Linked DNA regions of Homo sapiens: region 1 is linked to region 2. A link is a loop called in an ENCODE intact Hi-C map of the cell type or tissue named here. Cell type or tissue: gastrocnemius medialis. All regions are shown on one strand. Links, peaks and the distances in the headings refer to the core of each region. The heading gives the core; the rest is flanking DNA. Region 1 overlaps ARMC2 (armadillo repeat containing 2). Region 2 has its middle 19 kb from the start of FOXO3.

Region 1 (16,548 bases), core at 4,217-12,216, 350 kb before region 2:
GAGACCAGCCTGGCCAACATAGCAAAATCCCATCTCTACAAAAAATACAAAAAATTAGCAGGGTGTGGTGGTGCGCACCTGTCATCCCAGCCACTGAGGAAGCAGAGGCACAAGAATTGCTTGAACCCAGGAGATGGAGGTTGCAGTGAGCTGAGATCGTGCCACTGCACTCCAGCCTGGGCAACAGAGCAAGACTCTGTCTCAAAAGAAAAAAAAAAATTAGGCCAGGTGCGGTGGCTCATGCCTGTAATCCCAGCACTTTGGGAGGCCAAGGCAGGTGGATCATAAGGTCAGGAGTTTGAGACCAGCCTGGCCAATATGGTGAAACCCCTGTCTCTACTAAAAATACAAAAAAATTAGCCAGGCATGGTGGCGGGTGCCTATAGTCCCAGCTACTCAAGAGGCTGAGGCAGGAGAATAGCTTGAACCTGGGAGGCAGAGGTTGCAGTGAGCCGAGATTGCGCCACTGCACTCCAGCCTGAGTGACAGAGCGACTGTCTCAAAAAAAAAAAAAAAAAAAAAAAAAAAAAAAAAAAAATTCCTTCTTTCCTGTAGGAAGGCTTCCTACAAGAAAGGCCTTCACAATACTGACTCAGTGTCCCCATTCAATGTTGTGCAATATATTTTCTTGTGTAACCCTTATCCAGACTCATTGTTCTTCTCACTAGTGTTTGCACATATCTCCTGAAATAAAGGGCCCAAAGCTAACGTGGCACGCTAAGATGAGGGTGAACATAGTAACTCTAGAGGGGAAAAAGTCATCACATTCATATCCTTAGGACTTTGGGCTGCAGAAGCCTTTGGAGATAACCTAATCTCCACCTCATCTGGCAGGTGAGAACACTATTGCACACAGAGTCTAGGTGACTCCTCATGGCCATACGCTTGGCGAGTAGCAGCACCGGGACCAGAACCCCGTCCAGGGCTCCCACATTAACCATGAACACAGCCAAGCACCAATGGGGAGCAGAGGAGGGGTGAGGTCATTTGAACCTTTCAGTAATCAGGTCTTTTGCAGCACATCTCTGTTTGGTTGCTGGGGAGGGTTCATTTACCCTGCTTCTCTTAGAGCATCTTCCTGTGGCTACCAAGCTGGTTTGCTCATCAACAACTCCTAGCAAAGGCTTACTGTGCACTGTGTGCCAGGCCCTGGGCTCTCCCTAGGGCTATGACCACTGCTCCAGAGGAGCCTGGTTAACTTCAGAAAGAGAATCCTTGAGGAGCTAGCTGCAAAGAGGGAGAAAGTGGAGGGCCATCCCATGACACGCTTTCCCTACCCTTGCAGGGACCCATCGATGGTGGGCCTTCACTTCTGGGGCAGTTCAGAGCGCAAGGGTGGGACACATCCCAGGCCATTTCCCATGCTGTGGGTGGCATTCCTGACGGATGTGCTCCCTTCAAGAGAGTAGGACAGATACCAGTTGGACCAAGGAAACCACGGGCACACCTGTCAAGGACGCCAGTTTATGAGACTCAGCTTCCAAGCCTGAAATCTGTTTTAATCTTTTACTTTCTTGAGTATGAAGAGCCACCTGAGAGAGGTTAAACCAGCATTTCCTTGGACAGAGGAAATGCTAATTAATTTATATTACAAAGGGAAGTTTTAGAAATTGGCTCTCTTGGTGCATTTAAAGCATAATCTTACTAAAAATTATGTGTGCATGTAATATTTAACACACACAGGGTAAATAAATAGATGACTTCATTTGTTTTTGAACATGTTCACAGAAATGATAGTGAAAACTTACTAAAAATATCAGGGCAATGGGGAACACATAAATAACTACAGGTATTTTTTAAAAAAAAAACAAAAACGGTTTTTTGTTTGTTTGTTTGTGTTTTACCCTTTTCTAATTCACGCAAAATCGGTACAATCCTTGTATTCCAAAAGACTTCGTCTACTTCTATTTCTGCGTCCTCTTCTTGCAGGTCAGCTTTTGGGACTGCAAAAGAAATCCAGAGCAGGAGAAAAAGCTATGAAAAAGGAGTTGTCATGAAGCATGGTCAAAAGCCTTTACTATTCATCACTACAATTAATAAACTAGAGAATTAAATTACCCTTTGCTCTCCAAGCCTGACTATTTCTCATTAGAACTACAGGTCTTCTAATCAAATTACCCCAAATTAAACTCAGACTGGATAATGTAAAAAATCAGAACTTTAAAATGTGATCTGGTCACTTCATAAAGTAGTAAGCTTTGTAAATACTGATGACTGTCAGTAAGGCAAACAGTTTTGAGTACATTTTTACTTAAACTTATCCCTCTGTAATGTAGAATAGGTAACTATAGATATATAAAGAATAAGGATTTTAAAAATGTGTAATGAAAAATTTTCTAAAAGGGAGACCTAAAATGGACATTTTCTATAGAAATAAAATGTCTACACTAACATGGGGCCAGTAGCATTAATGCCAAGTGATTTTGTGTGGTGTAGCAGAAAAGCCTGGGCCTTCGGGGCTGACAAATCTCAATTCAAATCCCAACTCCACTATGGACATGGTGAGTGATGGGGTCCAGTTTCTTATCCTTCCTGAGTCTCTGTTTCCTCATCAGCAAAACAGAATATTTGCCTTCAAGGGTATAAGAATTAAAAGACATGGTATAGGTAAAGCTCTGAGCTCAGTGCCAAGCCTTTAGCAATATACAGTATATAATTAATTTCATTTCCCTGATTAAACAAGTATACAAACATGTTATCACCCCTGCAGTATCTCATGCCTGTGTGATACTACCAAGCCATCAAGAGTAGATGCTGCCTGTGAATATGGGTTGTAGGGAATAGCAACCATTGACTGTGTACTCTAGATGCAGGAGGCCTCCATTTCATTTTTGCAGTAACACTATGAGGAGGTTCCCAAACTGTCTCCATTTTGCAAGTGAAGAAAGTGGAGCCCAGGTGTATTAAGTTATCTGCCTGGGGTCATATAACTCCCCAGCCTCTGCATTTGACCTCAAAGCTATGCTGACTTGCAGCAAACTAGCCGACTAAAGGGTAACACTGGGGGGAAATGTAACTCATATTAGAAACTGCAAATTATGATTATATTTCACACAGGCAGTATCTCAAGATCTAAAACACTGACTGTAGCTAGAGGTGGCTTTGCTGTGCTGAGGCATTACTGAATAGTCCTGAGATGTATTCCTCAGTCTCTCTTCTCTGAAGACCACCCCTTAAGTCCTTTATCCGGCACTTGGTCTACATCAAGTCAGGGAGTCCATGCCCTCTCGGGGCAGGGTGGACCTGGTACCAATTAAGTGTCCACACAGAAGATGCCTGGACCCTAAAAATGTCACACAAAGAGTTAGAAATCAGGAAGGATCGGAAGGTGAGAGGTTGGAAGAGAGAGAGAGAGAAGAGACAGAGAAAGACAGAGAGACAGAGACAGACAGAGGAGCAAACGGGTATATGGCCCATGTATTTTCAGGTTACTTTGCACAAAGGACAAGTTGAGCAGGGGGCCTATCAATAGCACAGGTTTGGAGTCACCATCTGGGTTTGAATCCTAGCTCTGCCACCTACTAGCTCGTTGACTATGGGCAAATTGCTTTACCTCTCTTCTGTAAAATGGGGTAACAATGGTTATCTCTAAATATTGGGATTAGGATTATTAATTTCTTTTATGCGCTCTTCTGTATTTTCCAATGCCTCTAATGCATTCTTATTATTCTTGAAGAGAAAAATATATACAACACATATTGAATGTGTGTAATACCTTAGTAAATATCCATATTAATATTTTTTAATATTAATATGGATTAAAATAAAATTCTCTGCATCAAGAAATCCAATAAAGTCCCTTGATGATTATCTGTGAAAATAGCAGAGAAATCCATAGATAACACATAATGGCATATATTTAAGAATTCATTTGAATTCAGAGATGTATTTGAATTCTGACATGAATCCTCAAACCATCAAATGGTGCTGATGTCACCCAGGAGAAGCAGGGACGCTGTGCAATCTACCTATCCCACCCAACACACAGGCCTTCCCATTATACTACATGCTAGAAATGGCCACTCCCAGTTGCAGCAAGTCCAGGCTTGCCTTTTATCAACCCTTCCCACTGCCAAGAGCAGCTGAGCCACACAGGGCATCCAAGATCACCTAAGCAGCAAAAGTAAATAGAGGTTGTCAACAAAGCTATTATTAAACATTTGCAGTGCAGTAAATAGCCTTAATAGCAAGGTTTCAGATAATCTATCTAACCCAATGCAAGACTTCACCATCAGATACTAAATTGAATTGTCTTTAGGACAAATTAGTCCACATCAGTACAGATTCACAATCCCTTATCCAAAACCTTTGGAATCAGATGTGGTGTGGGATGCAGGAACATATGGATTTTAGAAAGTCAATATGGTATACACATTGCATATTACGTACCACCCCTGTAGGGTCTTCTGCGGCAGCACCCTGTAGCAAAATATATGAATATTCACAAAACCAAGACTCTAACTGACTTCCCATCAGGCTCAGGGATTCTGGAACTACAGATAGTTTGTAGACTACCATCTCAATCTTTTGGGTCATTGTTTTTATGAATCTGCCTTAACTTTGATAATTTATGGATATGGATTCTAAAAGTAAACATGAATATTCAAGTAATACAAAAAACATACTTGCTCATATTTGTGGATAACTAACCTATTCAAAGTCCAAAGTATATAAAAAATAAAATAAAATCAACATTATCAAGGTAAGTGAAAGCCAGAAAATAAGTCAGGCGAGTTATTTAATTGATACATATTTATAACACACTTAAATTTACTAGAAACCAGACTTTGAGTCCAATAAGTTCAAGTCTGCATTTTTTACCTCCTATGCAATATGCTGCTTAATAGAGAACTTCTATGAGAAACCATGACTATCAACCTGTTTTTCAGGACAAATAAAATGGATAACTTATTCACCCCAGAAAGAGCTGAATTATAGGGGTGAATCAGAAATCACAGAACAATTTATTTAACCCTTACGGGCCCTTCTGAATGTTTCTGAGATTTGCTTCTTCTCAGAACCAAAGTTACTCAGTCACTGGTATGAGGGTTTCCTTCCAACCCTCTCCCAGGAATTTCAAAGGGCACAGTTGTGTCTGGCTACAGCCTTTCCACCTCTTCATTCACGCTGGGCCTCCTCCTGCCTCCATTTTATACACAATCCCTGAGTTACTCTAGAAAATGAAGCATGGAATCATATAATTGCTTTTTAAGATACACACAAACACACAAATAATAATAAGGTTGTTTCAATCTTGGGCAACAATCTAATATTTTAGAAAGCACTTTCATCTAGGTTCACAGTTTGCTAAATATAAACATTATGATTCAACAGGAAATTGGGTAAGTCAAGCAAAAATTTCAGCATGTTTTTGAAGATTTTGCTGTCTCAGTGGTTATAGTTGTTAACCACAGCTTTGAGTTCTGGACACAAAAACCTGACACAATGTTTGGATTGGCTGATGTTTTTAGCACGTAAATGTAAAATCCTTAGCAACTATGCTGGCTCAGAAATTAGTATATCTAAGATTTTCCTGAGTAAAGAAATTCCCAATGACACAGAAGTCATTTTATTGATAAAAAACTAAATTTTGAAGATAAGAATTTTTAAAATCTACTATTTAGTATTGTAAAATCTCATGGGTACAAAAATATATGAAGAATATAACAGACATCAGTGTACCCCACACTAGTTTGGTCAGATATTAACATTTTGCCATATTTTTATCCTTTCCCTTATTTTAAAGAAATGAAACATTACAGATATGTGGCTCCCTGCATCCATTCCCCTCCTCCTCTCCCTCTAGGGGTTACCACCATCCTAAATCCACTGGTTACTATGACTACACTTGACTTCGCATGCTTACCACATGGCTGTGTATCCATAAACAATATATGTCTTTGCTTTTGCAACTTGTTTCATCTCATATTATGTTTGTACTGAATTTACTCAATATTACAATATTACAAAAGCCCATGAGTTCACTTTTGTGACAACTATATTCTATTGCATGAATACATTTTGTATCATTTCTAGACTGTGGTTTATATTGTTATATATTTTCTCAAACACTTTAAAGGCCCAAAGGACGGTCTTAATAAAGTTAATATAGTTTCATTTAAGTGAGCAATTATCTTTTTTTTTTTTTTTTTTTGAGATGAGTCTCGCTCTGTCGCCCAGGCTGGAGTGCAGCGGCGTGGTCTAGACTCACTGCAAACTCCATCTCCTGGGTTCAAGTGATTCTGCTGCCTCAGCCTCCCAAGTAGTTGGGATTACAGGTGCCCCACTCCCTCCCACCATGCGTAGCTAATTTTTGTATTATTATTATTTTTTTTTGGTAGAGATGGGGTTTCATGATGTTGGCCAGGCTGGTCTTGAACTCCTGACCTCAAGTGATCCGCCTGCCTCAGTCTCCCAAAGTGCTGGGATTACAGGCGTGAGCCACCATGCCCAGCCAAGCAATGCCTTGAACTCAAGCTTTGAACCCAAGAACTATGTTAATGTCAAGTTTTGCAACTTTCCAAATGCTTTTACAAAATGATTTCTATAAAACCATTAAGACTGTCATCTAGGCCGGGCGTGGTGGCTCACCCCTGTAATCCCAGCACTTTGGAAGGCTGAGGCAGGCGGATCACGAGGTCAGGAGATTGAGACCATCCTGGCTAAAACAATGAAAGCTCGTCTCTACTAAAAATACAAAAAATTAGCCAGGCGTGGTGGCGGGCGCCTGTAGTCCCAGCTACTCAGGAGGCTGAGGCAGGAGAATGGCATGAACCTGGGAGGTGGAGCTTGCAGTGAGCCGAGATTGCACCACTGCACTCCAGCCTGGGCGACAGAGCAAGACTCCATCTCAAAAAAAAAAAAAAAAAAAAAAAAGACTGTCATCTATAGATGTTTGAGGCATCAGAGTTGGGTAGTGGTAAGATGGTAACATTGTATGAATATAATAAAAATGTATAAAAATAAATGTTGATTTGTGACCAAATTGGACAAACTTCCTTAAGTTTCCAGTGGCCAACATAGATATCTTCAGTGCAAACATCTTTCCTTCAAGTGGAGATGCTGTAGATGAAGGAGTGTGGGGACCCCTCACCTGCTTTGGTTTGCAGCCTGCTCAGGTCTGAGCTACTGGGGCATGATGAGGCCCTCGCATGTCTCTTCCCCTGGTCCCTAGGAGGAATACATAAAACACTCAGCGCAAACATGAAAACACTTCTAATTTTGTAAATGACAAGAGTCTGCTATATACAGTTTCTTATTTATTATTTTGAGATAGGTCTCACTCTGTCATCCAGGCTAGAGAACAGTGGTGCTGTGATCATAGCTCACTGCAGCCTCAAACTCCTTGGCACAAGTGAGCCTCCCACCCCAGGCTCCCGAGTAGCCAGAACTACAGGCACATGCCACTATGCCTGGTTATTTTTAAAAAATATTTTGTAGAGACAGGGTCTCACTATGTTGTCCAGGCTGGTGATTCCTGGTCTCAAGTGATCCTCCTGCCTCAGCCTCCCAAAATGCTAGTATTATAGGAGTGAGCCACTGTGTCCAGCCGATATACAGTTTCTGAAGAAACCATCGAGAATTGTTTAAAAGATGGGGTTTGGTGCTCTATATGTGGGTTTTTTTTGTTTTTGTTTTTGTGTTTTTGAGACGAAGTCTTGCCCTGTTGCTCAGGCTAGAGTGCAGTGGTGCGATCTCAGCTCACTGCAACCTGCCTGAGCCTCCCCAGTAGCTGGGATTACAGGCACATGCCACCATGCCCGGATAATTTTTGTATTTTTAGTAGAGACGGGGGTTTCGCCATGTTGGCCAGGCTGTTCTCAAACTCCTGACCTCAGGCGATCTGCCCGCCTCAGCCTCCCAAAGTGCTGGGATTACAGGCATGGGCCACCACCCCTGGCCTCTATATGCTGCTTTAATTTACCTTTGATTTCCCGGTAAGATTTATCTTTTTAAAACAAGTCATATTTGCCTAACAACATGAAATACAGTTACTAGAAAGAACAAAAAATCCAGTTTACTTTGCAAATCAAAACAAAATTGGTTAAGGATATATACCACAAGGGGTCACTGTTACAATAAGAAAGAACTCTGGGATGCTTGGATTACAAAAGCTTAGCCTTTGGGAGCTGGGAAAGACCTCTGTCTCTTTTTCTCTCTTCCTCCCTTCCCCGATCCCTGCAGATAAAGAAACTGTCCCAGCTGGCCAGATGTGCCCAAGGTCACACAGTAAAGACAGATTTGGAACTTAGGTCTCATAATTTACAAATTTGCTTCTCTTTCCACTACATAAAAATGTGCCCTGATTCCATTTTTAAAATTAAATTAATATTCTCTGACAATATTTATTTTTAGAAATATTTTAAACATTAAAAAACTGAAAATAAATTTGGACAGTCCCCAGATGATAAATATTTTGTATTCCAAATAAAAGAGCAGTGGCTGGCCAACAGCAGGATTACATGCTCAGGTTTTTAAAAAGTTTTATTTAATGTAGAGAACATCTCTGAAGGATACAGCTTCTCTTTAGCCAGAGCTGACACTTAGAAGTACTTACTTTTAAATATGTGCACAAAATTCCAAGGTAAAAAAACACCAGGAAAAGAAGAGTGCAAGTTTTATATCAAAATTTCTTTTTGTCCATCAAATATAATAGTTGCTCCAAAAAACTCACAAAGAAGGCTTATACATGTGATAGTCCCTGTGAACATCTGTATGTGCCCGTGGCTTCTCCTTCCTGTGTAGTGAGCCCCCCAGTGACTATGCCATGTTGCAGCTTAGCCCTTGGCCTTTCCTACCGCCCTGAAGATTAGCTTCTCCAAATACCATTTTTTACTTCATTAACATGTTCCCCCCACCTTTTTTTTTTTTTTTTTTGAGATGGAGTTTCACTCTTGTTGCCCAGGCTGGAGTGCAATGGCGTGATCTCGGCTCACCCCAACTTCCGCCTCCCAGGTCCAAGGGATTCTCCTGCCTCAGCCTCCCGAGTAGCTGGGATTACAGGCGTGTGCCACCATGCCTGGCTAATTTTGTATTTTTAGTAGAGATGGGGTTTCTCCATGTTGGTCAGGCTGGTCTCAAACTCCCAACCTCAGGTGATCCGCCTGCCTCGGCCTCCCAAAATGCTGGGATAACAGGTGTGAGCCATGGCGCCCACCAGCCACCCCATTTTTTTTTTAAACACTTAACACTTCCTTTAATCATAAAATAGGAAAAAGATGAAGTCAATTTTCCAAAAATTGTCTAATTAATATTCAGAAATAACTGCTTTATTTGTACATAATAAAAATACGATAGCAAATGTCACTAGCCAATCGAAAATGGCTACGGGGACAGGGACCTCTCAAAGAAGGCAGAAATAAAAGAATCAACCTTGCAAAAAGGTAAAATACCAAGTTTGTCAGGGTGTGGAGCCAAGGAAGTTCTCATATTTATCACTCCTAGAAATAACAAGAAGGTTTGAGACTAGGGACAAGGCCTTGCTTTCAATACATACACCTGCCCTACACAACTATTAAAATCAAGCAAGATACTTTTCAACTAATGGGCTTCCAAAGTCACTGGTCCACTCTCCCTCAAGTCATGGTCAGTGATGAGGTTGCCTACATAAATACCACACGCATGTATCCCCACTTCTAGGGGAAAAAATGAAGTGTCCTTCTTATATGCAAATGCTTAGCAGTGCTGGGTCTCCCAGTTCTCAAGCAGAGCACAGAACTAATTAACTCAAGATGGATTAAAGACTTAAACATAAGACCTAAAACCATAAAAACCCTAGAAGAAAACCTAGGCAATACCATTCAGGACATAGGCATGGGCAAAGACTTCATGACTAAAACAACAAAAGCAATGGCAACAAAAGCCAAAATTGACAAATGGGATCTAATTAAACTAAAGAGCTTCTGCACAGCAAAAGAAACTATCATCAGAGTGAACAAGCAACCTACAGAATAGGAGAAAATGTTTGCAGTCTATCCATCTGACAAAGGGCTAATATCCAGAATCTACAAAGAACTAAACAAATTTACAAGAAAAAAAAATTCCATCAAAAAGTGGATGAAGGATATGAACAGACACTTCTCAAAAGAAGACATTTATGCGGCCAACAAATATATTTTAAAAAGCTCATCATCACTGGTCATTAGAGAAATGCAAATCAAAACCACAATGAGATATCATCTCACTCCAGGTAGAATGGCAATCATTAAAAAGTCAGGAAACAGTAAATGCTGGAGAGGATGTGGAGAAATAGGAATGCTTTTACACTGTTGGTGGGAGTGTAAATTAGTTCAACCATTGTGGAAGACAGTGTGGCAATTCCTCAAGGATCTAGAACCAGAAATACCATTTGACCCAGCGATCCCATTACTGGGTATATACCCAAAGGATTATAAATCATTCTACTATAATGACACATGCACACGTATGCATATTGCAGCACTGTTCACAATAGCAAAAACTTGGAACCAACCCAAATGTCCATCAATGATAGGCTGAATAAAGAAAATGTGGCACATATACACCATGGAATAGTATGCGGCCATAAAAAAGGATGAGTTCGTGTACTTTGCAGTGACATGGATGAAGCTGGAAACCATCATTCTCAGCAAACACAAGAACAGAAAACCAAACACTGCATGTTCTCACTCATAAGTGGGAGTTGAACAATGAGAACACATGAACACAGAGAGGGGCACATCACACACTGGGGCCTGTCGGGGGGTGGGGGGCTAGGGGAGGGATAGCATTAGGAGAAATACCTAATGTAGACGATGGGCTGATGGGTGCAGCAAACCACCATGGCACATGTATACCTATGAAACTGCACTTTCTGCACATGCATCCCAGAACTTAAAATATAATTTTAAAAAAGTAACAATAATGTTAGAAATAAAAAAAGAGCACAGGACTGGTATTAAGTGCTGTTCTACGTGATCCTTACGTTGTGGTGGGTATATGTAGGTTCTGAAGCCAAGCTGCCTGAGTTTGGGTCCTGGGTCTAACTTTTATCAGCATTGTGATCTTGGGTGAACTACTTAGCTTTGGTTTCCTCATCATTAATTTTTTTTTTTAAATAGAGATGGGGAGCTTGCTATGTTGACCAGGCTGGTCTAAAATTCCTGGCCTCAAGCAATCCTCCCATCTCGGCCTCCCAAATTGCTAGGATTACAGGTGTGAGCCACTGCGCTGAGCCTGGTTTCCTCATCTTAAATTGAATGCAATGACTCTGCTTAGTACACTGACTGACACTGGAAGAACTTAATAAACAGATTAATTTTCTCTTTCCTTATGAGTCAGTAATCACTTGTCTAAGCAGTCCAGAGTCAAATCTTATTGAGCTAAAGAATGTGCATGGCATTGCCCTGATGAAGTTTAAAATCTACTCTGAGGAACTAAGAAACCACTGTTTTTTTTTTTTTTTTTTTTTTTTTTTTTTTTTTTTTTTTGAGACGGAGTCTCGCTCTGTCACCCAGGCTGGAGTGCAGTGGCGGGATCTCGGCTCACTGCAAGCTCCGCCTCCCGGGTTCACGCCATTCTCCTGCCTCAGCCTCCCAAGTAGCTGGGACTACAGGCGCCCGCCACTACGCCCGGCTAATTTTTTTTGTATTTTTAGTAGAGACGGGGTTTCACCGTTTTAGCCGGGATGGTCTCGATCTCCTGACCTCGTGATCCGCCCGCCTCGGCCTCCCAAAGTGCTGGGATTACAGGCGTGAGCCACCGCGCCCGGCCCGGAACCACTGTTTTTTAATGGAAAAGTCCAATAGAGTTGTTAATAAAGTACTAGAATGTGAAATTCAACAGATTGTAAGAACTAGAGGGTGCTAAGAAGGAAGTGATTAGTGAGTGGGAGAAGTGGACTACAAAATGGGCCTTAAAAGAATAAAAGTTGGCCGGCATGGTGGCTCACGACTGTAATGCCACCACTTTGGGAGGCCTAGGTGAGACGATCACTTGCACCTAGGAGTTCAAGGAGTTCAAGACCAGCCTGGGCAATATGGCAAGACTTTCCCTCTAAAAAAAATTTTAAAACTATCTAGCATGGTGGCACACACCTGTAGTCCCGGCCACTTTGGAGGCTGAGGCAGGAGGATCGCTTGAGCCCAGAAGGTCGAGGCTGCAGTGAGCTGTGATTGTGCCATTGCATTCCAGCTTGGGTGACAGAGTGAGACCCTGTCTCAAAAATAATAACAGGCAGGGCGCAGTGGGTCACACCTGTAATCCCAGCACTTTGGGAGGCCGAGGCAGGCGGATCGCCTGAGGTCAGGAGTTCGAGACCAGTCTGGCCAATATGGTGAAACTCCATCTCTACTAAAAATACAAAAATTAGCCAGGCATGGTGGCGGGCGCCTGTAATTCCAGCTACTCAGGAGGCTGAGGCAGGAGAATCGCTTGAACCCAGGGGGCAGAAGTTGCAATGAGCCGAGATTGCACACTTCACTCCAGCCTGGGTGAAAGAGCAAGACTCTGCCTCAAAAAATAATAATAATAAAAGAATAAAAGTTAAACCAGCAAATGACAACACTACTCTCAGAAGGGGAATAGCATGAGTGAAAATAAAGACAGGCATAAGCAGACTGATACTGAGGGCAGGGGATAAGTGCCCAGGGCAAGTAAGACAGTCATAGAAGGTTTCCATGGGTTTACTCAACCCACACTATGGGCTGAGTAAATGAATCTGATTTGACAGGCAATAAGGAACTGTCATGGGTTCTTATACAAGGAAGTGATGCGATTTGGGGGTGTGCAATGTCAAGAGTATTTAGGAGACTTGGAGAGAAGGAACAAGGACTAATCTGAGGGTGACAGTGGAATTGGAGAAGAAGGAACACATTCAAGAGGTTCCGTAAGTCAAGGGTTGACAGGATTTCAGGCAGAGGAAATAACAGAATGTAGCCATGGAGGAATAGGATAGCAGGGGAAGCCTACCAGGGTTTCCACACAGCCATAGAGCTGAAGTCCCACAGTAAGACTGAATGGGGAAGAGAGGCATCAAGAAAAGAAAATCACTCCGTTAAGGAGAAAAGGAAGAATAGATGGACTTATGTACTCAAAAGAAATCTGTTTCTCTGTAAATTCTGCTCATTGGTCTTCGTTCTACTAATTGGAACTGCATGAAACAAATCTTTATTCTTTTTCTCCTTGATAATCCTGCACATATTTAAAGATGTTGCATTCCCCACATAAAGTCATCTCCTATGGTTTAAATCCCATGGTCCGACCACTTACAGCCGTGTGACCTCGGGTAAGTTTTGGTTTCCTCATCTGTAGAAAGGTGTGGTAAATAACACTATCCCCCAATGTGAGACTGTTGTGAGGACTAAATGATAGGATGTGCGATTGCTTGGCACAGTTCCAGGCACATGGTAACTAATACATGTTTACTATTATGGCTGTGGTCATCACTGATGTCATCAGCAAACTCCTCCAGTCCCTTCTACTGTTCCTCACATGATGCGGTTTCAAATCTCTTCCAGGACAATCAGTTACTCAAAGTGAGTGTTCGCTTGTCTGGATCCCTTTTAAAGTCTGGAACCCAGCACTCAGCCAAAGGTAGTATGGCTTGAGGACAGAGAGGAGATGTTCTACGTAACGCTGCAGCCTAAAATGACATTAGCGGTTTGGTGGTCACGTCACAGTGGTGGGTGTCTCTAATCTTTTCCTGCATGTTCACTAAGGCAGATTTTCCCATCCAGGTTGGGCCTTTGCTTGTTCTTCCTAAATTCCACAGTGCCGCATTTGGCAAAGCATTCCTGCCTATCAGATGTTTTTGGATCTTGATTCAGTCATCCAGCAAAATTGTTCTTCCTAGTTTCCTGTTCCATATTATTAAAGACTGTAATTAAATTTTTTGCAATGATTTTTCATGTACCAAAAATAATTTCAGAAGTTATTTCTTAAAGCTCCTCTGTGAAATTCTTCGTACAGGCAGATTGGCACTGTTTTGTTCTTTATGATATCTTGATCGACAAATAACAAAAACCTAATTTCAATGGATTTAAACAATAAATGCAATTTATTGACTCACATAACCTGAATGTGGACAGGTAGGGTGGGTTTTAGGCATGGTGCAATCAGGCCTTTGGCGGCATCTTTCTGCGATTCTCTCAGCTCTGCCCTTCCCTCAGTTCCAGCTGTAACCAGGTTGGAGTTCTGATTAAAGCAAAATGGGTCTGGCATTCCCAGGCCTCTCCTCAGCCCACATGTTTAAGAGCAAAAGCAAAGTCTTCTCTTGCAATCAGTGAGGAGGGTCCTACATTTCACTCTGAACAGCCAGAACCAATCTGTGGCTATGGCACTGCTACACACGGACTGACTTGAGTTACCACTGCCCATCCATGAGTCAATCATGTGGACAATATCTACTTTTGGACCACATGCACCCCAAAGAAATACAAGTATATTTCTTTAAAAATACTATAAAATTAGCCAGGCATGGTGGCTCACATCTGTAACCACAGCACTTTGGGAGGCTTAGGAAGGCAGATCACTTGAGGTCAGGAGTTCAAGACCAGCCAGCCTGGCCAACATGGCAAAACCACATCTCTACTAAAAATACAAAAATTAGCTGGGGGTGGTGGCGTGTACCTATAATCCCAGCTACTCGGGAGGTTGAGGCAAGAGAATTGCTTGAACCTGGGAGGCGGAGGTTGCAGTGAGCCAAGATCACACCACACACCACTGCACTCTAGCCTGGGCAACAGAGTGAGGCTCTGTCTCAAAAAAAAAAACAAAACAAACAAACAAAAAAAAAACTATAAAATTCAGACTTTGCTATAATTCTGACAGTTCTTCTAATTATTATGACTAAGGTTCTTTAGTCAGAGGTCAGCAAGCTTTTTCCCTAAAGAGCTAGATAATATATATTGCACACTTTGTGGGCCAAGTGGGAAAATCCAGGTACTACATGGTTACATTTGTAACCATTTAAAATGTAATGATTTAAAAAAGTGTATAAACCATTATTAGCTCAAGGGCTGTAAAAAAGAAAAACAAAACAAACAAAAACCAGATGGATGGCCAGATTTGGCTCCTGGGCTGTAGTTATATTGTTTGTTTGTTTGTTTGTGAGACGAGTATCGCTCTGTCGCCCAGGCTGGAGTGCAGTGGTGTGATCTCTGCTCACTGCAACCTCCACCTCCCAGGCTCAAGTGATTCTCCTCCCACAGCCTCCCAAAAGTAGTTGGGATTACAGGCATGTGCCTGTAATTAGCCACCACACCCGGCTAATTTTTGGATTTTTAGTAGAGATGGGGTTTCACCATGTTGGACAAGCGGGTCTCGAACTCCCAACCACAGGTGATTCGCCCACCTTGGCCTCCCAAAGTGCTGGGATTACAGGCGTGAGCCACCGGACCTGGCTGGCTGTAGTTTGTTTATTCCTACTTTGGAGGAATAACTAAACAAATATTAAGAAGTAGATTAAACAGAAGGATTTGGAATGTTTAAAAAGTCAATAAATTTATTTCCATTTTGGAAAAAATGACGTAAGGAAATTGTAAAGGATGCTTATGGATAAGAGAAAATTTAGCAACTTTTGAACTAAACTTATCCTTGCCATAAGAAAAAGACACTTCGTTTTTCAAACTAGATTCAAGTTGTGTAGGATCAAGGCAGGTAGTAAATGTTTTAGGCTTTGTGGCCACACAGTTTCTGTCATAAGTACTCAATTCTTGCTGCAGTGTGAAGATGGCCATGGACAATAGGTAAAAGATGAGTGTGGCTGTGTTCCAATACAGTTTATTTACAAAAACAGGCAATGGGCTGGATTTAGCTCATGGGCCTTAGTTTGCTGATCCTGCTTTATAGTCTCTTCCATACTTCGACTGCAATTTGGTAATGCCAACAGAGGGGTGGACAATGGAGGGAGGGTCCCCTCAGCATGTTTCATAGCCTAAAGCACTAGATATACAGTTTCCAGACAGATTATCACTTTTTCTTTTCTTTTCTTTTCTTTTTTTTTTTGCGACAGAGTCTCACTCTGTCACCCAGGCTGGAGTGCAGGGGTGCAATCTCAGCTTACTGCAACCTCTGCCTCCTGGGTTCAAGCGATTCTCCTGCCCCAGCCTCCCAAGTAGCCGGGACTACACCTGGCTAATTTTTTGTATTTTTGGTAGAAATGTGATTTCACCATGTTGGGCATGCTGGTCTTGAATTCCTGACCTCGGCCTCCCAAAGTGCTGAGATCACAGGTGTGAGTTACCGTGTCCAGCCAGATTATCACTTTTTCTTAATTACTAAACTTAAAGCATTCTACTTAAACAGCTATACACAAACACTTGAAATTAAAGGACATGGTTTTAAAGGGATGTCTGTAAGATCAAAATTTTAAGAAAGTCCTCCAAGGTACTTAATAGTGTTGGCTTGGGCACAAGACTAAAATACATACACACACACACACACACACACACCCCTTGGCACCTTTTTTAATAATCACTAACTGGTTATTATTAAAGTTCTATATATATATACACGATTAGATATATTGCTTTGTAGCTATCCATGTTAGCTTAACTTAGTTAACCTTAAATTCCCTTAGCTTAAAGGCTC
Region 2 (16,548 bases), core at 3,185-11,184:
GAGTAGGTTGTCATGACAACCATGACCAGTAGGGTCCATGTGACCTATGTGGAGCCTGGGAACCAGAGAGGCTGTGGCCTGCACAGGCTCGCCTTTTTCCAGTGGATGGGCAGCAGAGTAGGGGCTATAGGAAATGTCAGTGGCCTCAAAAACCACTGTCAGCAGTCCCCCAGATCTGAAAACTCTGGGTAAAGTAGCAAAATCAGGTTTCTTTACCTGCTAAATAATCAGATCTGAAGAAAACTACTGGCAGAAGAATTCCATGAGGCCCAGTCCAAAAGAGGCAGCCATCTTGACCCATTTCCCTCTTATAAACTTGATATTATAAAAAAATTATTCTTGTCAAACTAATTGATCCCCAAGTGAACAATGAGAATTGCATTCCTTTCACAAAAGCATAAAAACTAGTTTGTCTATATCTGTTTTCAGTTAGTCCCTCTCCACTTTTTCACAATTGTTGTACATTAATATTGGAATGAGACCAGGTCAAAATTTATATGTCGTGTTGCTTAATTTCTGCATTCAAGAAATACTCAGAAGATGAGAATGTTAGATGGCTTGGAAAATTCTGTCTAGAAGTCTTTAATAGTATCCTACCTAGTGCTACTTTATTCTCTCATATGTAAAAAATGTTTATTAACCTTGCATCTTTCAACTTACCCAAAATGAAACAAAGAAATATTTTATAAAACACCTGTATTTTTTACTTGTCCCACATCTATGAGGATGGTGCTTCTGTCTCCTTCTTCAGCATACGCATTTTTTTTTCACTTTTTATCAGGAAATATGCATACAGGCCAGGCTCGGTGGCTCATGCCTATAATCCCAGCACTTTGGGAGGCCGAGGTAAGTGGATCACTTGAGGCCAAGAGTTCAAAACCAACCTGGCCAACATGGTGAAACCCCTGTCTCTACTAAAAATACAAAAATTAACTAGGCATGGTGATGGGCACCTGTAATCCCAGCTACCCGGGAGTCTGAGGTGGAAGAATTTCTTGAACCCGGGAGGCAGAGGTTGCAGTAAGCAGAGGTTGCACCACCGCACTCCAACCTGGATGACAGAGCAAGACTCCATCTCAGAAAAAAAAAAAAGAAAAAAAGAAATATAACATGCATATAGAAAACTGAAAAACATTTATGTTAACAGTACAGTTTAATGAATTATTATAAAGAGAACAACCAAGTGTAACTATCACCTAGATCAGGAAATAGAACATTACTATTCCCCTATAAATCCCTGGAGTGCCCTTCCCCATCAAAACCATCCTCTCGACTTGGTGCGGTGGCTCACACCTGTAATCCCAGCACTTTGAGAGGCCAGGTTAGGAGGATCACTTGAGCCCAAGAATTCAAGGTTGCAGTGAGCCATGATGGTGCCACTGCACTCCAGCCTGGGCAACAGAGCAAGACTCCCTGTTTCCAATTAAACAAACCCCTCTTCTCTCTCCCTAAAAGTAATCATTTTCCTAACTTTTGTGGTAATCATCTCTTTGCTTTTCTTTATAGCTTGCTGTGTTTGCATCCCTAAACACTGTAATCTCATTTTTTTCCTGTTTTTGATCTTCATATGAATTGTATCACACTGCATGTGTTCTTTTGTGTCTTGCTGCTGCTTCTCAATATTATGTTCCTGAGATTCATCTATGTTGCTGTGTGTTGCTGTATTCATTCATTTTCATGGCTGTATGACATTTCATTATATGAATAGTTATCTATCTATAATCTATAATACTTTATTGATCTATTCTAATGTTGATGGCTAATTGGGCTGTTTCCAGTTTAGAGCAATTGCAAACATTGTTGTTCTAAACATTCCTGGGCACATGTGCATGAGTTTAATATACGCTTTTACTTATTTATTTATTTTTAATTTTGTAGAGATGGAGACTCGATATGTTGCCCAGGCTGGTCTCGAACTCCTGGCTCCAAGTGATCCTCCTGCCTCAGCCTCTCAAAGTGCTGAGATTACAAATGTGAGCCACCACGCCTGACCCGAGTTTAGTATATACTTAATAGAAGAATTTCTGGGTAATAGCCCTATGCATCTTCTACATCACTCAATGCCAGATTGTTTTCCACAGTGGCTGTAGGGTTTATACTCTCCACAGCACTGTGTGAGTATCTACTTGGCCACATTCTCACTAGCACTTGGAATTGTTGGACTGTTTAAGTTTTCTTCTTTTAGTGATGATGGATTTAAACAATTCAGATTTAACTAAGATTTACTGCATACCTACTAAGAAGTAGTGCCTATAACTAGAAGCTTCTAAATGTATATATTTAATCATCATAAAAATCATAATATAAAGGATTATAAAATCATCCCTATAAAGGAGATAATTTTATCCCCATTATATAAATGAGGAGATTGAAGTTTGGCCACAGGCCTGAGATTTCCCAGCTGAGGTGCTGGCAGAGCTGAGACTTGAACCCAGGCCTGGCTGACTGTAAAGACCACACTCTCCCCATGTTGCTACAGTCTCCATCCCTGCACCCTGCTTCCCCTTATCCTCACCTGGAAGACAACTGACCGGGTTGGAGGCATGTTGCCTCTGGCCCACATGAGCCCCTCACTGGGGACCAGGCCCTGGCTCTGTCCTCACAGACACTCTGCTTTAACTAACGAAGTTTACCACCCAAGGAAATGCTGCTGGAGGGTCATGCTGCACTAGCCCAGTTGAACCACAATTCTCCTGTTAGAAATGATTTCTCTTAGATACTCCTCTAACTGTTTTTTGTTTGTTTGTTTTTTGAGACGGAGTCTCGCTCTGTCGCCCAGGCTGGAGGGCAGTGGCGTGATCTTGGCTCACTGCACCCTCCACCTCCCAGGTTCAAGCGATTCTTCTGCCTCAGCCTCCCAAGTAGCTGGAATTATATCCGTGCGCCATGACGCTGGCTACTTTTTGTATTTTTAGTAGAGACAGGGTTTCGCCATGTTGGCCAGGCTGGTCTCAAACTCCTGACCTCAGGTGACCTGCTTGCCTCGGCCTCCCAAAGGGCTGGGATTACAGGCATGAGCCACCGCGCCCAGCCACCTTTAACTGTTTATTCTGTCTTGTTGAATGCTGAGAAACCCACTTCCTTCTCTCACAGCCTCAGCCTCATTTAGTTCTGTTAAGTCCTTTTGCAGTGGGATCTTTCCTCTCTTACTCTGAGCTACTAGAGGGTAAAGTCTGTCTCCTGATCCCTTTTCAGAAAAGCACATGTTGAAGACCCAGGTTGCCCAGGTCAGGAATCAATGTGAGAGAAAGGGCACAGGAACCAGGAGATGTGGCTGCTCTACCCTGCTCCATCCTTGGCTCACCCAACACATTTGACCTCCCTGAGTCTCAGTTTCCTCTTTTATAAATGAAAGTGCTGAACTAGAGAATCTCAGACGCAGTTTCTAGGGCTAGCTTCTGTGACTATGTTAATGAATTTCTTCAACAAGCATTTACCCAACACCCTCTGTGTGCACCAATTTACAAGCAAAACTTCTGGCCTGTATCACTGACAGGTAAAATTCCACAAAGCTGTTGTGTTTTCCCTTGTTTACATGTTTGTGAATGTTCATTATTTCTTCATGGTTTAGCTATTTCTAACCTTTGAACTTAGCTGATTTTTTAGCAAGGGCTGTTTTCTCACTAGACTGGAAGCTCATTGAGGCCAGGCATTGTGTCTAACTGGTCTTTGTATATTCAGCACATAGCAGGCACTCAATAAATGTAGAACGAAGGAAGAGAGGGAGGGAGGAAGGAAGGTTTAATCCTTGAACTCTTCCCATATCTATGATATCACTGGGCACAAGAAACAGTTGGTAGTTAAGCCACAGTTCCTGACCACAGAGGGTGCCATTGGTAGCAGGTTCTGACCTTTTACCAAATCAGCAAATCATCAGAGCTATAGAAAATCAGATTATTTTTATCAAAGCTTTTTGCAGGTACCTAATGTAATCATGGCCCTGATAAAGGATGCCAAGTGCTCCTGAGTGCAAAAGAGGAGAGAAAAATATTATAATTAATTTATTGGACTCATTTGACTTCTAATCATAGAAAATCTACTGCTCTGGGAGATCCTCATTTCTGCTGAATTGGCATTGCCATAAGGCAACCGGTTCTTGTTAGTTTTTGTTAGAGGGTTTCAGAGATGTTCTTTAGGAAGACCTCATTTTCTTTACCTGCATCCAGCTGTGGGTTCAAACTTCCTGGTGATCTGTGATTTATTATAATCTGCCCCAATTAGCTTTCCTTCCCATAGTTACCACTTTACCCCTCACTTGAACATAAAATATAAAATCTTTCTTGTGTTCTTCTGTGCTTAGCCAGGGTACCTGCTTGCACTCACATGGCAACCCCTTGCCCTCCCAAAAAGAAGCCTTGGACTATAGAGCTCCTCCTGGATGGCAGGGGGTGGGAAACAGACTGCCCCCATCCCCAACCAAAATCTGATCACTGGCTGGGCTTGGAGGATCAGGTCACTGATTAATTTTTTTCTTTACCATTTCCCTCTAAGGTATCCAAGATAAGAGGACTAATTTCTAGGTAGAGAAGTGAAATCTGTTTTTCAAAGTGCTGGAATGACCCTGTAATATAGCCCAATCGATGGCTTCAGGCTAAGTTCCTATCTCACAAGGCTTGCATCTCTCTAGCCGGCTGGGCCTTGGAGAGGTTCTGAAGGAAGACCTCAGCCACGGAACCACTCACAGCCACCTGCTCCTCTCCTGTTTGAGGTTCTGGGGTCCTGAGACAGCATCTGACCACAAGTGTTCTGGCCTTTACCCTGATGTGGCGTGGGAGTGCAGGGGGTGAACTTGTCCTCAGCTCTATACCAGGCTATGCTAATGTCAGGAGTTGAGGTCCTAAGGTAAGAGAATGGGTCCATCATCTTGCTTTTGTCCAGTCTGGCTCCCCTAGGGTAGGGGGTGGGGGGCTCATTGCAGCAGCTGCTGGCCTATCAGGCTGCAGTTTTATTATGGTAATCCCCCACCTCCCCTTTCTTCCCCTCCTGTCTCCTCAGTAGTCCTCAGTTATTTAGCAGTGAACACTTCCAGAGGAACCCTGCGGAGAAGGCATTCTGTCAAGTGCCAGGTCCCTGTCTGCCCCATGCATGCCGTGCTAATGTCAAGGCTGTGGAGCTAAGCCCTATGTAGGCCCATTCTTTAAAAACCAGATGGTGGAGTTCTTCGGGGAAGGGATGTGTCTTGGCCTTTTTCCCTTCTGGGTTTCCTGGAGCTGTTACAACAGCTCTGCCAGTGGCCTCCAAACATTGCCTGAGATTGAGAAACCATACCTCACACAACCATGTGCTACTATTTTTGAATGGTATTTATATGCCTTATAAATATTTATCATTATGAATTTTTCTCAATCAGTGGGTAAAAGCAATCATGGGAGATGCCTTGAAACCGTCTGACATTAAAAAGGGCTATCTTGTGCAGAAAAGTTGGGCAAAACTATCAATGGCTCTTTTTTTTTCCTGACTGCCGATTAGTCCATGCCCATATCACTGGCTTCCTTTTCTTTGGGGATGAGGCTAAGGAAAAAAATGCCAGCACTTTTGCATCAGCAAGGGAATTCTACCCTAATAGAGAATGGACTTAATATCTTTGTAGTTCTGCCTTCCTTGACCTATAACTGTTGTCACAGGAAAGATTCACATTGGAGAAAAATATCCCTTTTAAAAAAGAGATGAGCTATATAATAAAGCTTAATATTTATTCTGAGTTTTATAACCACCACCATCACCCTATTCTAATCTTGCATAGCTTAAAAAAATTGAATAGTTGCTGAAAAGGGATTCACCTCAGGGATGAGACCCAAGGTTGGAGCATCTTTCTCCTGAAGGGATGAAGTTTCACAACAATCTTGGGAGGTGAAACTGGGTCTTGTCAATGGAGGCCTCAGTGGTATTTGCACCATTGTTTTGCCTGAGTGAACCCTACAGTTAACCAGGGTGGATTGGTCCACTTTGCAACCTGAGCCACATGTTATCCTAATACTGCTAATACCCCTGGCTACTGCTGTACTTGCTAGAATCATCTGCAGATGCTGTTTGACATCTCTCCACAGGGGTCCCTGTGGATCATCATTAATCCCTTTGCTGTGGGCTCCCCACTCCTGCTGCTACCAGCTGCCATTGTCCCCTGGATCTTTGCAAAATGGCCAGTGTCAGGGCACCCCTGTGTGCATTCAGCCACATGGCGGGAGGCAGCAAGTTGTGCTGCAAGCCAGCAGCTGGGCTGTGCATTGGACTGTAGCCTTCTTCAGGCTTCCAGTGTACTTCTAGAAGGTGCCTCCGCCAGTGCCTCCCTTGTTGCAAAGTTGTTTTGACCAATGACATGCCTTCACTTTCATTCTGTTCCTTAGGTTCCTTTCCTTTGAACCACCAAACTTTCTCCAAGTGCTCATTCCAGAAAACATTGCTGTTGAAGAAGGGCGTGTTTTCAGGTCAGGTTTTCTGGTTTTCTGGTTTTCCCAAGGGCCAGTCTGAGGCTGTCCCTGACTGCACCTGGAGAACCAGATCCCTTGACTCCCATTCGAGGCCTGAGCACTCTGCCGCCTGCTCCAAGGGCTTTCATCATAGTAACTGTAGCATCTCCTACCGTTTGTTTTTAATCTTACCTCCTATCTGCCATGTGTAAGATATTTGGAGGGACAGTATGGGAACAGAAAGACCTTTGGTGAAGTCTCAAGAATTTTCTGATTAAAATGAAAACATACATTGACTCCAGTTACATGGCTCATCTCACGGCTTAATATGCCAAGAAATAACCATGATATTTGTAAAACAGGATGAAGTTACCCACTAGAAGGAGAAAGAAGCCAAAACTGGTCAACCAGCTGGCCTGAGACAGTGCCTACTCGGCATGCTTCTAGTATGGTGAGGCACCTCTCAGCCTGTGGACTCCACCTCTCCTTAGTGCAGAGACTCAGATATCCTCAGAAAAGGGTGAAATTCAACACGAAGAATGAGGAGGAAACATCTCTAACTTCCACACATGGTATATATACCAAGTCTATTCAGGTCAGAATGAGTGCTTCCACATCATCTCTGCTAAGGGACAGGCATCACTCTCATTTGCAGGTGGGAGAGCGAGGCTGGAGGGTCAGACTTGGTTAGAGCAAGGCTGAAATCTCACCTACAGCTCCTGGCTCCAAATCTGTCCCTCCCAGAACCATTCTTACCAAGAAAATATCTTTCTCCGTTGACTCTGGTACCTGTCATGGGGCAACTTTTTCTGGTGAGTGTAACTCAGTGGGTGTCATTGTCTTACTTAGCTAAAGAATGACATCAGGATTGGAAGCATGTTTAGAGATCACCCCAAGGTTCACAGCTACCACAGTACCAGGGCACTTCATGTGTTCCTTGTGGGTGGTGGTGGTCAGACACACATGGTGCACTGATGCCATTCTTCCTAGAAAAACATCTGTCATCTGTGGCACACAGGGCACTTTGCTCATTTTATCTCTCAGCGGACTTATCACAGTGAGGCAGGTCACAACCAGAACCCCTATTTTGCAGATGCAGAAAGAAAAGGCAGAGGGAAGGAGAAGCAGAAACACACTGTCCCTTCCTATGGGTACATTCACTATCAAATTACACAGCATCTACTTGCTTTGGCCAGCACCTGGTATTGCTTTACAGAGAGTTATGGAAAACAAAAAGTATTTCTGTACATAGTCACTTACCCAGAAAAGCAAGCTGGCCAGGTGCTGGCTGGTTGTGGTTTCTTTAAGTTGGAGCAGAAGGGCTTTGCCTGAATTTCCTGATCTCCTCCCGCCATCTGGTGGCTGTGAGCTGAGCATACATGCAAATTTCAATCTTCATTTCCTGTACTCCTTACTTCAAACTCCCATGCTCCGTGATCTTCTGAGGTTTGATGAGGGAAGGAGGAAAGGGAGAAAGGTGAAGATAAAGGGAGAGGGGAGAGAGGAAAGGGAAAAGAGAGAAGGAGGGAGAGGGAGGAGAAAGAGGAGGAAAAGGAGGAGAGAAAATGTAAAAGGCATGTACCTGTGGCTTTCATTGTATGTTCTTCCTTAGGTCCCCTCACCCTCCATTCAGCTACAGAGAACCGTCAGCGTGTGGTGGAGACAAGCCATTCAGTTGCATTGACATTTTGTGGAGTGCCTATACTGGCTGTTGGACACTGCGCTAAGGGTTGGTCTGCAAAGTGGGCACTTAAAAGATCCACTGCTCTAGAGTAGTTTATCAACATTCATTTTAGACGGTATTTTATTATCGTGAAAAGCAAGGTACTGTTTCAACACACAGCAGTCTTTCACAGGGCACTTTTTCATTTTGATAAAGTCCAATTAATCAGTTTTTCCTTGTATGGGTTGTGTTTTAAATGTCAAGTCTAAGAACTCTTTGCCTAGTCATAGATCCTGAATATATTCTTCTATTTTTTCCTCAACAATTACACTTTACATTTAAGTATGTGATTGATTTTTAAGTTAAATTCTGTATGAGATATGAGTTCCAGGTAGAGATTTGTTTACTTTTTGTTGATAGCTATGTTTATCCAGTTGTCCCAGCACCACTTGTTGAAAAGCCTATCCTTCTCCTATTGAACTGCTTTTACAACTTTCTAAAAATCAGTTGGACATATCTGTGTAGGTCTATTTTCCAGTTCTCTATTCTGCTCCATTAATCTCTGTGACCATCCCTTCACCAAAACCACACAGTCTTGATTACTATAGTTATAAGTCTTAAAATTGGGTAGAGTGATTACTCTCACTTTATTTTTATTTTTCAATAGTTTTACCTTTTTTAGCTTTTTGTTTGCTTTTCTATATAATTTTTATTTTTCTTTTAAGATGGCATCTTGCTCTGTTACTCAGGCTGAAGTACAGCTTCATGATTATAGCTCAGCGCAGCCTCAAACACCCAGGCTCAAGTGATCCTCCTCCCTCAGCCTCCCGAGGAGCTGGGACTGCAGGCATGTGCCAATATGGTAGACTAATTTTAAAAAAAAATTTTGTAGAGATGGGGGTCTTACTAAGTTGTCCAAGCTAGTCTCAAACTCCTGGCTTCAAATGATCCTCCCACCTTGGCCTCCCAACTATGTAAATTTTATAATAATCTTGTCCAGATATATAAACAATCTTGCTGGGATTTTGATAGGAATTGCATTAATTTTATATATCAATTTTGGAATTGTCATCTCTGCTATATTGAGTCTTCTATTCTATTTTTTAAATTATTTTATTTTATTTTTTGAGGCAAGGACTTGTTCTGTTGCCCAGGCTGGAGTGCAGTGGCACAATAACAGCTCACTGCAGCCTTGACCTCCCAGGCTCGAGGAATCCTCCTACCTCAGCCTCCAGAGCAGCTGGGAATACAGGCACATGCCACCATGCCCAGCTAATTTAAAAAATATATTTTTTTTTGTAGAAATGGAGGTCTCTGTATGTTGTGCAGGCTGGTCTTGAACTCCTGGGCTCAAGTGATCCTCCTGCCTCAGCTCCCCATAGTACTGAGATTACAGGATTACAGATGCCCAGCCAAGTCTTCTAATCTATAAATATAAGTATGTCTTTCCATTCATTTAGATCTTTTATGATTAGTATTTTATAGTTTTCAGCATACGAATCATGTACATGTTTTGTTAGATTTGGACCAAAGTACTTTTTCTTTTTCTATTTTTGGCAATTGTAAATGGTATCATATTTTTAAGTTGAGTATCCATGTATTCATTGTCAATATATAGAAAGACACTTAACTTTTGTATGTCTATCTTGTATCCTATGACTTTGCTGAATTTATTAGTTTTAGAAACTTTTTGTAGACTTTTTTCAATTTCCTACATAGACAATAATAGCACTTGCAAATAGGGATAGGTTTTTTATTTTTGTTCTTTCTTTCTGATCTGTTTGTGTTTTCTTGCCTTATTGCACAAGCTAGGACCTCAACTCTACTATACTGAATAACAGTTAAGAGAATAGACATCCTTGCCTTCATCTGGGTCTTAGATTGGACCAGCCCTGCATCCTGAAATACACTGTTCTTGATGATGGTGTATAATTATTTTTATATATTGCTAAATTATATTTGCTAATATTTTGCTGAGGATTTTTGTATCTACACTAATGAGGGATATTGATCTTTGGCTTTATTTTTTCATACTGTCTTTGGTTTGTGTATCATAGTAATTCTAGCTTCATAAAATGAATTGAGAAGTGTTACCTCTGGAAGAGACTGAGATTTTCTGAAAGACATTGAGTAGAACTTGGTGTTACTTCTTTTTTGAACATTTGATAGGATTCTCTAGTGAGATCACCTGGGATTGGAGACTTCTTTTTTTGGAAGGTTTTTAGTTAGTGATTTAATTTCCCTAATAGTTATAGGGCTATTCAAATTATCTGTTTCATATTTGGTGAGTTTCAGTGGTTTGTGCTTTTCAAGGAATAAATCCATTTCATTTAAGTTGTGAAATTTATGTGTGTACAGATGTTCAGTCTTTTTTTTATTATCCTTTTGTGTGCAGATGTGGGAGTTTTAAAATAAATAATACCTAATATAATTTTTGGCTACAAATCACATCATGATGCAACATTTCCAGAGATGCTCAGATGTTCTCTTTCTAGCAGCAGTCACTGATGTTATAAGGGCTCTTCTTTCTCACTCTTGTTAAAAAACATCACCCGGCCAGGTGTGGTGGCTCATGCCTGTAATCCCAGCACTTTGGGAGGCCGAGGCAGGCAGATCACTTGAAGTCAGGAGTTCAAGACCAGCCTGACCAACATGAAGAAACTCCACCTCTACTAAAAATACAAAATTAGCTGGGCGTTGTGGTGCATGCCTGTAATCCCAGCTACTCAGGAGGCTGAGGCAGGAGAATCACTTGAACCTGGAAGGCGGAGGTTGCTGTGAGCCAAGATCATGCCATTGCACTCCAGCCTGAGCAAAAAGAGCACAACTCTGTCTCAAAAATAAATAAATAAATAAATAACATCACCCATACCTTGAAAGTACTAATTTTTAAAATACTTGTAGTAGCATACTAGTGAACCACTTCCTATAGGAAAGGTCGGCAAATTTAGGACAATCAAGGATTTTAAAAATTGTTTTTCAAAGAAAGTGCATAATTCATCTTTAAGTCCAACAATTCATTTATACACTGCCATGAGCAATCCAAAACCCTTTATGTGGTACAAAAGATTGTCATGGCCACCCCTACCCCCACCATTTCATTTACAAAATACTGTAAAGATTCTGCTATAAAGATCTTGTGCCTTCTGTAAAAGTTAATGGGAAAGAAAAAAGTTTAAAAAAATTTCTTAAAGTCTTGTCTTTATAAAATTACTTATGTCCATAACATCCTGTAGCACGTAAACTGTAGTGTGAGGTGACTCACTGTGGGTGAGTGCACAAGTGACAATGCCATCCTCAAGGCCTCAGCATTACGAATGCCACGTCTCCTTGGGGATGAAAGGTGTTAGACCATGGCTGGCTCACAATGGACACAGAGAGGTGCTAAGGACCATCCAGATGGCAAAAATGAGTAAAACAATTTTTATTTCTAATTTTTCAGATCACTAATACAACAAAATAGAATTTCTTGTGCTTTCTTCCCGCTGGGTACCCGTGGTCGTCAAGTGCTCTGTGGTGTGCCCCTCCTGCCTCAGTTTGGCGACCACTGCCCCACACTGGTACTGTCAGTGTGCTGGCCTTGCCTGCCTGCCTGCCCCCACCACCAGAGATTTCTAAGCTTCTTAAGAGCAACAGCTGTGCCTTATCCTTCTTATCCCTCCCAAGCGCCTAACCCAGGGTGAGCAAAGCTCAGCTGCTCCATGACACTGGCTTCACGAACTGCCTGTGAACAGCCAATAAGCTCTATAATTTGCAGATACCCATTCGGACCCAGCATAGGTGGGACACAGTGAAGAATAAAGCCCAGATCCCATTCCTGAGGCTGCCTGAGGTACTGGGATGAGGGAAGTGTTTGCAAGACATGCCATACAGTCCAGGGTAGAGAGAAGCAAGAGCTGCTGGAGAAATACTCACAGAGTGCTGTGGGAGACTGGAGTCAAAGACGCTTACTGCTGGTTCATGCTGACTAGGACTGAGAAAGGCTTCCTGGAGGAGGTGGCATTCTGCTCAGTGGTACAGGCTTTTGTATTATGGCAGCAAGAGGAAAAGGACCAAGAAAAGGTGATAAGGTGAAGTTTTGGAGATGCCATCAAAGAGGGACACCCATCAGGGGAAAGTACAGAGGGAGGAGGAAGGGTGAAGGCCTCACCAGATCGCTCTCAAGGACAAACAAAAATCCACAGGTGGTGGCCTGGGATGTGGCAGTAGCACCCGCTACAATATTCCAGATACATTGGGTTTTTAATAACACTTTTTACCCAGCTGGGGAAAAAAGCCATTAGTTGCCAACTCACAGATGTTCTTCCTGTTCCTCCCATACCCCAAACACAGCCCTGCCTTTGGGCCCTTGTGCCAGCTTCCCTCTGACTAGAATGCTCTGCCCCGAGGGTCACCCAGCTGGGCCCCATGCCCTGCAGGGCTCCACACAAAAGCTGTCTCCTCAGAGGCCTTCTCTGACCTTCTGATCCCAGGGCACCCTGGACACTTCCCAGCACAGCACCCGTCTTCATTTTTGTCTCAGTCCTAAACACACCCTGTTGTTGTCTCATTTATTTTTATGGTGATTTGTTTACTATCTGTCTCCCCCACTCCACCCACCACCTCCACACTAGACTGTAAGGGTCAGGGATGCTGTGATCACTGACCATAAAAATGGAGTGAGTGGCTTCACCCTGGTCCTCTTAAAGTACTTTGTTATAAAGTCTAGTTTGATGAAATGGCCTCACTTGAGATGACCTCAAAACCACTTAATGGAAAAAGAGAGAGGGAGAGTGAGACAGAAATATAAAAGAGTTGGATTGCTCCAGTGAAATTTGATGTGTGAGGTTACCACGCAGTTTTAGTTTAATGCCTGTTTCAATCTACTTTGCCTCATTTCTCTAGCTTCAGTTAAAAAAAACAAAACAAACAAACAAAAACTTACTGTGCTTCATGTATCTCTCAAAGCTGCCTTAAATTGTCAGAGAACAGTGATCAAACTAATAAATATATTTAAAATACTTTGGGTATATAACATCAATTATTTGATTTCTCAAACAATTTTATTAGGCCAGACTCGGTGGCTCATGCCTGTCATCCCAGCACTTTGGGAGGCCAAGGCTGGAGGATCACTTGAGCCCAGGAGTTTGAGACCAGCCTGGGCAACATAGGGAGACCCTGTCTCTACAAAATCAAAAAAAAAAAAAAAAAAAAAGTAGCCAGCCCTGCCTCCCTGTAATCCCAGCACTTTGGGAGGCTAAGGCGGGTGGATCACCTGAAGTCAGGAGTTCACGACCAGCCTGACTAACATGGTGAAACCCTGTCTCTACTAAATACAAAAAAATTAGCTGGGTGTGGTGGCACATGCATGTAATCCGAGCTAATTGGGAGGCTGAGACAAGAGAATGGCTTGGACCTGGGAGGTAGAGGTTGCAGTGAGCCGAGATGGCACCATTGCACTCCAGCTTGGGCAACAAGAGCAAAACTCCATCTCAAAAAAAAAAAAAAAAAAAATTAGCCAGGCATGGTGATGTGTATCTGTAGTCCCAGCTGCTTGAGAGGCTGAGGTGGGAGGATCACTTGAGCCCAGGAGGTTGGGCTTGAGCTTGCAACGAGTCATGATCATGCCACTGTACTCCAGCTTGGGTGACACAGTGAGACCCTGTCTCCAAAAAAAAAAAAAAAAAAAAAAAAGCCTTCTTTAGGAAGGTTAAATGTTACTCAATATTAAGTCCTTGTTTCCTAATCTTAGTTAATCATTAGGTTCACTGATGACACTTATTTTAAAAGTACAGTTTTTTGGGCCTCTCCAAAGAAGATCCAAGTTCAATAAGTTTGGCATGGGGCTGAATAGTCTGTATTAGCTTCCCAGGTGGTTCTGATGGTTCACTAGGTTTGGGGAACAATGTAGGAAGTCATCCTTAATTATCATCCAGCAAACAGTATCAATGGCGAACTCTACTTGCATGAGAGCTCAATAGTGTGAAGAAAATAGTGTTAAAGAAGTGAACATTTTTGCTGAGAATGTGCTGATTATAATGTTCTCATATGTAATATAATGACATATTTGGTCAGATTCTCCCAATGAATGATGATGTCCAGAACATGCCGGCACCTCAGGGTGCCCTCTTCAGGAGCCTCTTGGGTGGCCGAGGACCCCCAGTCCTCCCTACCTGAGAGGAGGGTCGTACAGGTCACCCTCAGTACTTCCAACCGCAGCAACTCAGCCCTTGGAAAAACCAACACCCTGACTTTGTTAATCTTCCAGAGAGCAGGCGAGCACCAAGACCCTGGGAGAGGCTGCCGCACACACACGAGGAGGGACCAGAGCTCAGGTGTCTGAACTTGTGGTCATGAGCCCCTGGAGAATCTATGCAAAACCTCAGCAGATTTTTGTGCAGAACTTGGTTACAGTGGAGATTTCTGAGCATTCATCCTCAGCTTCTTGGTGGAGCCCATGACAACAAAAGGTTAGGGCCTCAGCTTAGAGAATGAGTTCACGTCACCAAGCACAGATTATCCTCGGCCCTTTGCAGTCTGTCTCACAGGAGAAGGTTTGCACTGGGAGGAAGACCTAAAGTCCACCCTCCATTCTGCTTCATGTAGGCAGAGGGAGCAGAGGGCACACGTGCAAACATGAAGGGCCGTGAGTGCTGCGCAGAGAAGCCGGAAGGTGAAGGCCAAGCTACCCCAGGCCAGGGTCCAAGAATAGGAGTGGAGGAGTGACATCTGGCCATCATCTGTGCCTCTGAGCCCCTAGCAGGTTCCTCAGGGCTGCCTCTACTCATCTTCCAGATGGAACTGAAATGCCAGCCTGAAGAATGGGAGCCTGTGACCCAGCATCTCTCTCAGAATAGGAAGGGGGTTTGAGGACAATCGTAGATAACAATTGCTGGCTAATGAATGTCTGCGCAGTGCTGGGCACTGTGAGTAATGATCTCTGATGCCCACAGCACCCTGCAAGGTTGGTATTCTTTCCCCCATTTTACGAATGGGGAGATGAAGGTTGAGCAACTTTGGCTAACACACCAGGTCACACAGCAGGTATTTAACCCGGGTCTGAATCCAAATGAAGCTGGGTGAGTGAGGAAGCCGAGCTCCATACTAACTGGGGTTTGCCTATCATGGAGCTGAGAACCTAGCCGGCCTCTCTTGATCCCAGTCCAGACCCTTCTGCCACATGTGGAGCTTGGAAAGAATGAATGAACACAGAAAGCAGGTTCAGCACTGCAGAGGATGTAAATAGGGGCAGATGCAGGCTGTCAAGTAAAGAACAGGCTGAGGACACCCTCCCTGGCCCCTGCCCCCTGGGGCATAAATTCTAGCCTTCAGGCACAGTTGAAGGGGACTGAAACTCAGTGGCACAAACTGGGGACAAACCAGAGCCTTGGAGGAGAAAGCCTTCCCCAAACCAAGTGTCAAGGTGGGTCTAGAGAGCACACACAGGCTGCAGATTCAGTTCAGTCTGAATAAGGACGGTGCCCTGGGTCACAGCAAGAAGAGGGACCTGCCTTTAGCTGTCATCAGGTTGCCGTGGGGCCCTCTAACTTATGCTATGACAAGAGCTCTGAGTGCCAATATTCTGCCTGCTCCTTCTCCATCTCCATGAAGGAGTCCCCTCCCAACCACCACAGCAAATCCTCTCTTCCTTCCTCTTTCTTTCTCTCTCTCTCTTTTTTCTTTCTTCATCTTTTTTCTTTTCTTTCCTTTTCTTTTCTTTCTTCTTTCTTTCCTTCCATCCTTTCTTTTCCTTCCTTCCTCCCTCTTTCTTTTCCTTCCTTCCTTTCCTTTTTCTTTCTTTTTCTCTTTCTCCCTTCCCCTTCCCCTTCCTTCCTCTCTCTCTCTCTCTCTCTCCCTTTTTCTTTCTCCCTTCCCCTTCCCCTTCCTTCCTCTCTCTCTCTCTCTCTCTCTCTCTCTCTCTCTCTCTCTCCCTTTCTTTCATTGATAAAGAGTCTCGCTCTGTCACCCAGGCTGGAGTGCAGTGGTGCCATCTCAGCTCACTGCAACTTCCACCTCCCAGGCTCAAGCAATTCTCCTGCCTCAGCCTCCAGAGTAGCTGGGATTACAGGCGTGCACCAGCACACCCGGCTAATTTTTGTATTTTTTGTAGAGACAGGGTTTGACCGTGAAGCCCAGGCTGGACTCTTGAGCTCAGGTGATCCACCCGCCTTGGCCTCCCCAAGTGCTGGGATTACAGGCATGAGCCACTGCACCTGGCCCCTTCTCTTCCTTATTCCCCACATGTAACTATGGGCTACAAAGTGGTGATGGTAAGGTGGGAGTTTAGCTCATCCATACATCAGCTGTCTATTTTGCCCCAGACTTAAAGTTGCTTTGTCATGGCTTGAGCATTATTTTTGTGCTGTTAAATCTAATTATGTCAGTACCACAAAAGCATAAGCAATTATTTTTAATTCTACAAACTATGTTGCTCTAATCAATAGAAATCAACTGATACTTCTTTAGCAATTGAATTTAATATTCTGCCTTTTCAAAGTT

The links. Peaks named below come from ENCODE experiments on the same cell type or tissue, not always from the same donor. Only the 100,000 strongest peaks of a DNase experiment are listed, where the experiment ranks them.
Region 1: it touches region 2 in a loop (13-fold over the local background); 101 of 110 quality-filtered maps call a loop at or near these places.

What each region holds. Positions count from the first base shown.
Region 1 is chr6:108,885,089-108,901,636 of GRCh38, reverse strand. ARMC2 (armadillo repeat containing 2) reads right to left here. Exons shown (of 18, transcript NM_032131.6): 6 at 7,094-7,170; 7 at 1,845-1,943. Among named protein-coding and RNA genes, the nearest start is that of ARMC2-AS1, 31 kb to the left of the region's middle. RefSeq lists an enhancer at 3,452-4,651. In gastrocnemius medialis, for the core only: CTCF peaks have their summits at 7,874 and 8,076 (motif pointing right); no DNase peak of the experiment used is centred there; H3K27ac peaks cover 1,754 bases.
Region 2 is chr6:108,533,396-108,549,943 of GRCh38, reverse strand. No RefSeq gene overlaps it. Among named protein-coding and RNA genes, the nearest start is that of FOXO3, 19 kb to the left of the region's middle. In gastrocnemius medialis, for the core only: a CTCF peak has its summit at 7,749 (motif pointing left); a DNase peak (open chromatin) is centred at 7,713; H3K27ac peaks cover 3,862 bases.